Regions from separate parts of the Homo sapiens genome. Here region 2 is linked to region 1. The links are chromatin contacts, found by Hi-C or POLR2A ChIA-PET in ENCODE. All regions are on one chromosome and are shown on one strand. The core of a region is the stretch at or near the end of the contact, and the rest is flanking DNA. Distances in the headings are between cores, read along the strand shown. Region 1 has its middle 60 kb from the start of LINC00494. Region 2 overlaps LOC105372646 (a long non-coding RNA gene).

Region 1 (4,329 bases), core at 559-3,058:
GGAGAAAGGCCCTGCAGCAGACGCTGCAGAAGCTTTCCATCCTCCTTGCCTTAACCTGGGGCTCACCCAAGTCTATACTCGTGGTGAGGGCAGGGGGAAAATTGCTTTTTCTTAAAGTCAGTCATTGATGACACCTCCTATCACTGAGTATTCTTGGGGCAGGCCTGCCCCAACCAGCTAGACCAATGGTTCCTACGGAATTTTTAAGGTGGACAGAAGGTTCCTCTGGGGACGTTAGTCAGAGCTGGGTGTCTAATGGAGCCCTCACCGCCAGTTCAGCCAGAGCAGCTTGTTTTTGATCTGTTTGACAAATAGAACTTTTCCATAAGGTTCCATTTGAATGAAGTCTTCACACCTAAACATTTGAGAATGGCTGCTTCAGTCTAAGCTGGGATCATCTGGTTTCAAAACCGTCAAAGAAATTTCAGCAGGAAAATTTGGTCAAATAGTATTGCCCTGGGCAGGCTTGTATGCCCACCCACTTTAGCCATGGGCATTAGTTATCTATTGCTAGATAGCAAGCAACCCCACATTTTAGTGGCTCAAAGAAACATGTATTTGTCATCTAGCAGTTTCGTGGTTCAGGAAACTGGATGTGGCTTGGCTGAGTTCTCTAGCTCTCAAGGCTGCAAACAGTATCAGCTGGGGCTGTGGTTTCATCCTAAGACTCACCTGGGGCTGGAGGACCTGCTTTTGAACTTATTCAAGTGGTCTTTGGCAGGATTTAGTTCCTCAAGACAGCGGACCTGAGGCCTTTGGTTCTTTGTGGCTGTTGGCTGGAGGCCTCCCTTGATTCTCACCCCATGGGGAGCTCAGCACTTGGCATCTGGCTCCCCCAGAGCAAGCCGGTGATGGGGAGAATAAGACATTACATCAGTCTTTTTTCTACCCTAATTTCGAAAGTAGCACCCCATCATTTTTCCCATATTCTATTTGTTTGAAGCAAGTCCCTAGGTCTAGCCCACATTCAACGAGAAGGGATCACACAAGGGCACAGATACCAGGAAGTGGGGACCATTGGGAGCCCTTTTTAAAATCTGCTCCCCACACTGTCTCTGGCTACATTTTAGATAGTTGTTAGACTAAACTGTGAATAATTGACAGACTGCAATTTCTTCTATTTCCCTATTTTAGAGGTATCTCTCTCCTGGAAACAGCCCTTGTTCACACCAGAGGTGTGAACAGAAATTCTTTTGCTTTGCTGGCCTCAAACTGATAGAAAAATGTATCAGTTCAGGCAAAGTGTTCCTCACTGGTTTGCTGAATTATGTCTCTTCTTTTTATCCCTTAACTTATAATTTTATGGACTGTGGAGGAGGATGGGAGAATTGGGGTTGGGTTTTCTATTTTCTTTTTTTCCCCTTCTTCAGGGAGAAAAAAACTTGGCTAGAGTTGAGTGCCTCCTAATCCCCAGTAGGAATCTGACATTTTAATTTTGCTTTCTCGCCCTCTCCAGTCTGGCCTGAGGTGCAGGTGGGGACCTCCCAGCACTGTTATCATAATCCCAAACAGCCATGACAGAAGCCTGCCTGAGGGCTTCAGGGGAGACTGAAGAGTCCCAAATGCATCTCTTGTCTAGGATGATGAAAAGTTGATTCGGGCTTGCTACCAAATGTTACTTATCAGATGCCAAGTGGCATTGTCTATGCATGGCGCCTGGTCCTGCCGGGGAGCTGATTGAGGGTGAGCTCCATCCAGAGAGCAGGAGGGGTATCTGGGCACTAAGCTAGGTGGATTTAGGACCCCCAGCACAGTTTTTGGCTGGGACCATTGTTTGGTTCTGACAAACAGCAGGGCACCATGGAGACAGGAAAATAGGCAAAGAAAATGACTCATCTGGCTGGAAGCCCAGAAAATGTATGCTAATACCTTCACGCAGACAAAAATAAGATTATAAAGAGACTGGTGGCAAAAAAAAAAAAAAAAAGCCAGCCTCAAATGATGCTTCTCTTTAATCCATCCACTTAGAAGCCCAACAAGTTGCCGAGATCCACCGTGCCAAAGAGAGAACCATCATATTAGTGAAGTTGCTTTTCATGTCAATTCTTTCCTTTCTGTAACTAAAACTCAACTATGGGAGACATACTCAGCAGTCACCAACATTCTAGATTCCCCTCCTCTTCCCATCCCACAAAAGGTTTACAATTCCCCATCCTTGAAGTTATGTATGGACATAAGATCTTGCTTGGCCAAGGAAATCTGAGGAAGTGACATGTGTTGTTTCAGTATAATTATTTAAAAGCTGGTATATGATTCTCTATGGTCTCTTGCCATGCCATGGTGATCATGGGAGCATGTATTGAGATGCAGATACTGAAAGATGGTGGAGCTTCTGTTCCTTTAGATCTCTGAGAAGTTAAAATAAACTGGGCCTCCCTAACAACTCATGTGAGATATATAGAGTGTGTTTTGTTGTTTTAAGCCAAGGGGATTTGGGTACTGTTGTTTGTTGCAACATTGCCTTGCTTATCCTCATTAGTAAGTCCACCATCCTGCATCCCAATATACTTTCTGTAGACACATTAAAAGCTTACCACTTCCCGGAAAGGCACAGTGGCTCGCGCCTGTAATCCCAGCACTTTGGGAGGTCGAGGCGGGCAGATCACCTGAGGCCAGGCGTTCTAGACTAGCCTGGCCAACATGGTGAAACCTGTCTCTACTAAAAATACAAAAATTAGCCAGGCGTGTTGGTGCCCGCCTGTAATCCCAGCTACTCGGGAGGCTGAGGCAGGAGAATTGCTTGAACCCGGAAGGCGGAGGTTGCAGTGAGCCGAGATCACGCCACGGCACTCCAGCCTGGGTGACAGAGTAAGACTCCATCTAAAAAAAAAAAAAAAGCTTACCACTTCCCTTAAACTTACCCTCAATTAAAGACTTATTCTCTGGCCCTCCTAACAAAAATACAAACTTATTACTGACAAGGCAGCACCTGGGTCCAGCAAACAGGGATTCCGGCGCCCAAACTTGCATATCATGAAAGGGAAAGGAGCATTTAAAAGCTCTGACATTGGGGACAGACACTTTAATGGTTCTGTCAATGGAGATTAAAACTTGAAAATAGCCAAGGGTACACTTTTCGAGGTCTATATTTTAAATGAAATGACAAGAGGAATGAACCTGCGGGACTAAAGTGCTTGGCACCATTTGGGAATTATTTGAGCCAAATAATTGCTGTCATGCCTGGTGTGATGTATATTTTATTTCAATCTTTTAAGAAATAGGAAGGAGAAGGTGAGAGAAAATATGTTCTACACAAGAGACTGGACAATTGATCATTAACCACAGACTCAGAAATCAAAGGAGCTCAGATTGCTTTTGCTCCCATAATAAGGGAGTTGTAAAAAGATAGGAGATGGTTACAGGTTATATTTATAAAGCATTAAAACTGTCCTTCTACTAGAAAATACAAGCTTAAGCTCAGCATTATAGGCAAATGTTGCTTTTGTGTTCCAGCATCCCTTCACATGACTTTTAATAAGGTTATATCCCCCTTTTTATTTTCCTGGATCAAACCCCAGTTCACACCAGAGAACATTGATTCTACCCTCAGTTCCAGCATGAGTCTTATGGGCTTAGGTCAGAAACCTACTTTATCCTGTCCATTCTCAGTGATTGGTTTAGTGAGGGATGTGTAGTTCAACAAAGCTTTGTAACAAACAGCCCCAAAATCTTGGTGGCGTATTTAAAAAAAAAACAAAAAACTTCTTTTTCTCACTCACGAGTCTGCAAGTCAACTGGTGCATCTCTGCTTCAGAGTTCAGACCAGATCCACCTCCACATATCTCCATCCTGGGTTCATAGGATGCTTGGAGCCTGCCCTTCTTGTGCCTATACCATAAGGGCAAGATCCTAAGCATCCCACACAAGCATATCTAAAGCCTTCTCCCATGTCACGTCCACTAATACCCCACTGGCCAAAGAAAGTCACATGGCCAAGACCAAAGTCCTTGGAATGAGGATGTCAGGGAAGAGAGGAAAGGGATTGGGTACAATAGTCCAATCTACTGCATCCACGTGGCTCAGAAATGGTCAGTTACATGAGTCAACATCTTCCTTTTAATATTGAGTTGAGTTTTTATGATATTTGCAATAAAGCGGGTGCTAACTGAGACTCTTAGTGGGCCTTGTAGTGCCTGGACACAGTTGCATATTTGTCAATTTCTCCTTGAGAAGAACCTCAGAAACTCTCTAAGTGAAGCAGAAAGTTGGTGAAAGATCTATGACAGATGACAACAGAGGTGAGGACAAATTTCTAGGATTCAGCCCCTTCTGATTTCTGAAGTAGATTTGGGCACCGGCTTCCAGCTATGAGCAATAACATCAGAAAAA
Region 2 (4,149 bases), core at 533-3,032, 240 kb after region 1:
ATCACCAGCTGAGATAAGAGTTGCCCAGAGAAGAACTATTCAGACTTGAGTAGGGATGTGAAGTTGAGGTCAAAGGCAGGAGGTAGAAAGGGATGGGGTTGCTAAGCAACACATCCAGATGCTGGAGGTGGCAGAAGTGGCCAAGGGACCAGGGCACAGATAAAATTACCCACCTGTGTTGCTCCAACGTCACCAGTAAAATCTGTCCGTCACAGCTGCCAGGAACATGGAATTTGAGAAGACTAATAACAAGGAAAGGCCAGGACTGGTGGCTCATGCCTATAGAGCTTCAAGAGGCCAAGGTGGGATGATTGCTTGAGGCCAGGAGTTCAAGACCAGTGCCAACAAAAAGATTGAAACTCTGTAAAATATTTGAAGAGATTTATTCTGAGCCAAATATGAGTGACCATATTAGGGGCTCATGACACAGCCCCAGGAGATCCTAGAACATGTGCCCAAGGTGTTGGGCTATGGCTTGGTTTTATATGTTTAAGGGAGACATAAGACATCAATCAATACAGGTAAGATATATATTGGTTTGGTCAGGAAAGGTGGGACAACTCGAAGGGTGCGAGGGGTGGGGCTTCCAGGTCATAGGTGGATTCAAAGATTTTCTGATTGGCAATTGGTTGAAAGTGCTAACTTATTACCTAAAGTCCTGGAATCAATAGAAGGGAGTGTCTGGGTTAAGATAAGGGGTTATGGAGACCAAGGTTTTATCATACAGATGAAGCCTCCAGGAGCAGCCTTCAGAGCTCTAATCAGGCCTAAAAAGGTCTCTTTTTTAGACTCTTAGTTAATTCTCTCCCAGGTCAGGAATTAGGCCTGGAAAGGGAAAGAGATTCTCTACAGAATGTAGATTTTTCCCACCAGAGACAGCTTTGCAGGGCCATTTCAAAATAGGTCCAATTAATATATTTTAGGGTAAAATACTTGGATTTCTTTCAGAACCTGCTGTCATTTTGTGATGTGTCACAATGCTACAAAGAGTCATTTGTCAGCCTTTAGGTCTCTGCCTTAATGTTAATGCTGGTCAGCTGTGCCTCAATTCCAACAAGAGGAAGGCATAAGCCATTCCCATCGTGCCCTGCACTCTCGTTCCAGGTTTACTTTGGAATGCCCTTTGCTGAGAGGAGGGATCCATTCACTTGGTTGAGGGCCTCAGAATTTTATTTTTTGGTTTACACCAGTCTGGGCAACACAGTGAGAATCTGTCTCTACAAAAAAAATTTTTTAAAAATTAGCAGGGCATGGTGGCACACACCTGTAGTCTCAGCTACTCAGGAGGCTGAAGCGAGAGGATCGCTTGAGCCCAGGAGTTCAAGGCTGCAGCAAGCTATGATTGCACCACTGCACTCCAGCCTGGGTGACGGCAAGACCCTGACTCTAAGGAAACAAAAACAAAAAAAAAAAATACAAGGAGGAGCCCACACCATGCTTGGATGTGTCAACCTTAAATAATGAGTTTCAGAAATTATGACTAACTATAGTGTTTGAGCTCGAAGCTTGAGGATGACCACCCGGAAGCATAGATCCAATTTGCCCTGAACATGCAAGATAATTAGCCAGAGTTACAAGTGGGTTTTTAAGGAAAAAAGAAGAGGCACTTTCTAAGTTGTTCACCAAGAATTTGCATTAAAATAACACAGACCATTGACTGGCTACACATTGTTCTTTGTATCACAAACTCCAGGAACATCAAGATAATCGGGAAGGCAGCTAGTCATGACTAAAACGCCTTTAAACTCTTGCTCCTGGGCATGGGGCCAGAGGGGTGACTGAAGTTTCATACTCATGTCTCCCTGGACCTGATACCTTCTGCATACCTAACATAGCTCAGATTTCTCTGGGCTATTTTTTTTCCCAAGATGAATGGACTCCTGCAGAAACAAGACGGGCAGCTACAAGAAACAATGTGGAGAGTTAAGAGCTCAGCAGAGGCCAGAAACGAGAGCTGGGAGGAGCAGGAAAAAATGTCAGCTTCATGCTGCGGAAATCTTGAGGATAGCTATGGACATTTGGACAGTCTACATTTGGGATTCAAACACCCAGGTTATGATGAGATTCTGTGGTCCTTTCAAGCTGGAATTGTTGGTGACCTGAACAAATTTATTGTGAAAATAACAGGAACAGGTAAGCCAGTCAGGACCCTCAGGCCATAGATACACAGACAGGGGATGTGTCCTGCATTCCATGAACACAGGGGTTCTGACCTCAGCTGTTCATCTCTCCACGAATCTGCTTTTTCCTTGAGCTTGTGTGAGATTACGCCCGTATTTGTCAGTGTTACCATCATTTGACCTGGATATGCCACAAAAGCCAAAGACTATTATTTGGAACTTGGGTTTGGGGTAAATATTTACCTTGTTACCAAATTCCTCCCTTTGGTCCCCACTTCTTCCTGAGTCATGCCTGAGGCAGTCCCTTTCTGGAACCCTCCAGTTATCTGCACCAATAAATCCTTTTTTCCCCTCAGACTGTGGGGTTGGGTTTTCCATCGTTCAGCAAATGAACAATTCCCAATTTATAGAAACCAGAGAAGGTAGGTACAATTACCCTCCCAATGTTACTGAACCAAAGCTGGGTCTGCTCACCTGGTGCAGCAAAGCCAAGCACTGACACTGAGGTTTGTAGCAAGAGAAACAAGGCTTTAAGGTAGGGCACCAGCAAGGAGAATCAGGCAGCTGATGCTTGAGATGCAAACTTCTTAGGGGCTTATAAGGAAGGGTTTTTAAAGGCAGGGGTAAGTTTCAGGAAAGGAGAAGTTGCCAGCAAAATCATAAACCAATACATGGATGTTACATATTGGTCTACCTTTAAAAAGGCAGGATATTTTGGATTGGGGGCTTGAAGGTCACAGGTGGATTCAGAGATTCTTTGATTTGCAATGGATTTAAAAAACAAGGTTTGTCTAAAATACTTAGGGTCAGCTGAAAGGAATGTTAAGGTTTGGCCTATAGGTGTGACTCTCTACAGGCCCCTCAGGAAGAGATTTAGAACAAAATTGGGGGTCAGGTTCAGTCCCAGTTCCCCTTTATCTGAGGTCTGCATGAAAACAGTCAGCATTTTCCATCTGGTGGGGTCCTAGCTCCTGAAAAACAACTCACTCAAGGACATGGGTCAAGATGTTCTCTTTTACTTTCTATAGGGAACTGGGATGGTTGAGTGTCAACTTGATTGGATTAAAGGATACAAAGTATTGTTTCTGGGTGTGTCTGTGAGAGTGTTGCCAAAGGAGATTAACATTTGAGTCAGTGGACTAGGAAAGGCAGACCCACCCTCAATCTGGCTGGGTACCATCTAATCAGCTGCCAGTGCAGCTAGAATGTAAGCAGGCAGAAGAACACGGACCGACTAGGCTTGCTGAGTCTTCCAGCCTTCATCTTTCCGCTGGATGCTTCCTGCACTCAAACATCAGACTCCAAGTTCTTCAGCTTTTGCACTCTTGGACTTACACCAAGAGTTTGCCAACGGCTCTAGGGCCTTCAGCCACAGACCGAAGTCTGCAATGTCGGCTTCCCTGCTTTTGAGGTTTTGGGACTTGGACTGGCTTCCTTGCTCCTCAGCTTGCAGATGACCTATTGTGGGACTTCACCTTGTGATTGTGTGAGTCAATACTCATTAATAAATTCCCTTTCGTATATACATCAATCCTATCAGTTCTTTCCCTCTAGGGAACCCTAATACAGGAACCTAACATCTTGTGACTCTGGCTTACTTGGGTGGCTTTTATTATTACCTTCTTGCTTAGCAGGTGACATGGTTTGGATCTGTGTCCCTGTCCAAATCTCACGTGGAATTGTAATCCCCGATGTTGGAGGTGAGGCCTGAAGGGAGGCGACTGGATCATGGGAGCGGTTTCTCATGGATGGGTTAACAGCATCCTCTTGGTGCTGCTCGTGATAGAGCTCGTGAAATCCGGTTGTTTAAAAATGTGTAGCACCCACTCCCCCTTCTCTTTCTCCTGCTCAACCATGTGAAGTGCGGGCTCCCCCTTTGCCTTCCGCCATGATTGTGAGCCCCCTAAGGCCTCCCCAGAAGCAGATGCTGCCATGCTTCCTGTACAGTCTGTGGAAGCATGAGCCAACTAAACCTCCTGTCTTTATAAATTGCCCAGTCTCAGGTATTTCTCTACAGCAGTGCAAGAAT

Evidence for each region. A loop is a pair of places that touch in the nucleus more often than their neighbours do. ChIA-PET counts read pairs that join two places held with the same protein, here RNA polymerase II (POLR2A). Pooled maps may share reads with other maps.
Region 2: a loop to region 1 is called in a map of PC-9, with 19 times the contacts of the local background. The contact joins two enhancer-like sites. A Hi-C loop is called at or near these places in 1 of 168 maps with a recorded cell type or tissue (PC-9) and 2 of 50 pooled maps. POLR2A ChIA-PET finds 5 or more read pairs at or near these places in 3 of 52 experiments (Caco-2, PC-9 and Panc1).

What each region holds. Positions count from the first base shown.
Region 1 is chr20:48,297,448-48,301,776 of GRCh38, forward strand. No RefSeq gene overlaps it. Among named protein-coding and RNA genes, the nearest start is that of LINC00494, 60 kb to the right of the region's middle. Within about 2 kb of position 1,809, at least 4 of the 41 ENCODE cell types and tissues checked have a DNase peak (open chromatin) inside an H3K27ac peak, as active enhancers do; they include PC-9, where a contact is called at or near this core.
Region 2 is chr20:48,536,814-48,540,962 of GRCh38, forward strand. All of the region lies in intron 2 of LOC105372646 (a long non-coding RNA gene), which reads right to left. Among named protein-coding and RNA genes, the nearest start is that of LINC00494, 180 kb to the left of the region's middle. Within about 2 kb of position 1,783, at least 2 of the 41 ENCODE cell types and tissues checked have a DNase peak (open chromatin) inside an H3K27ac peak, as active enhancers do; they include PC-9, where a contact is called at or near this core.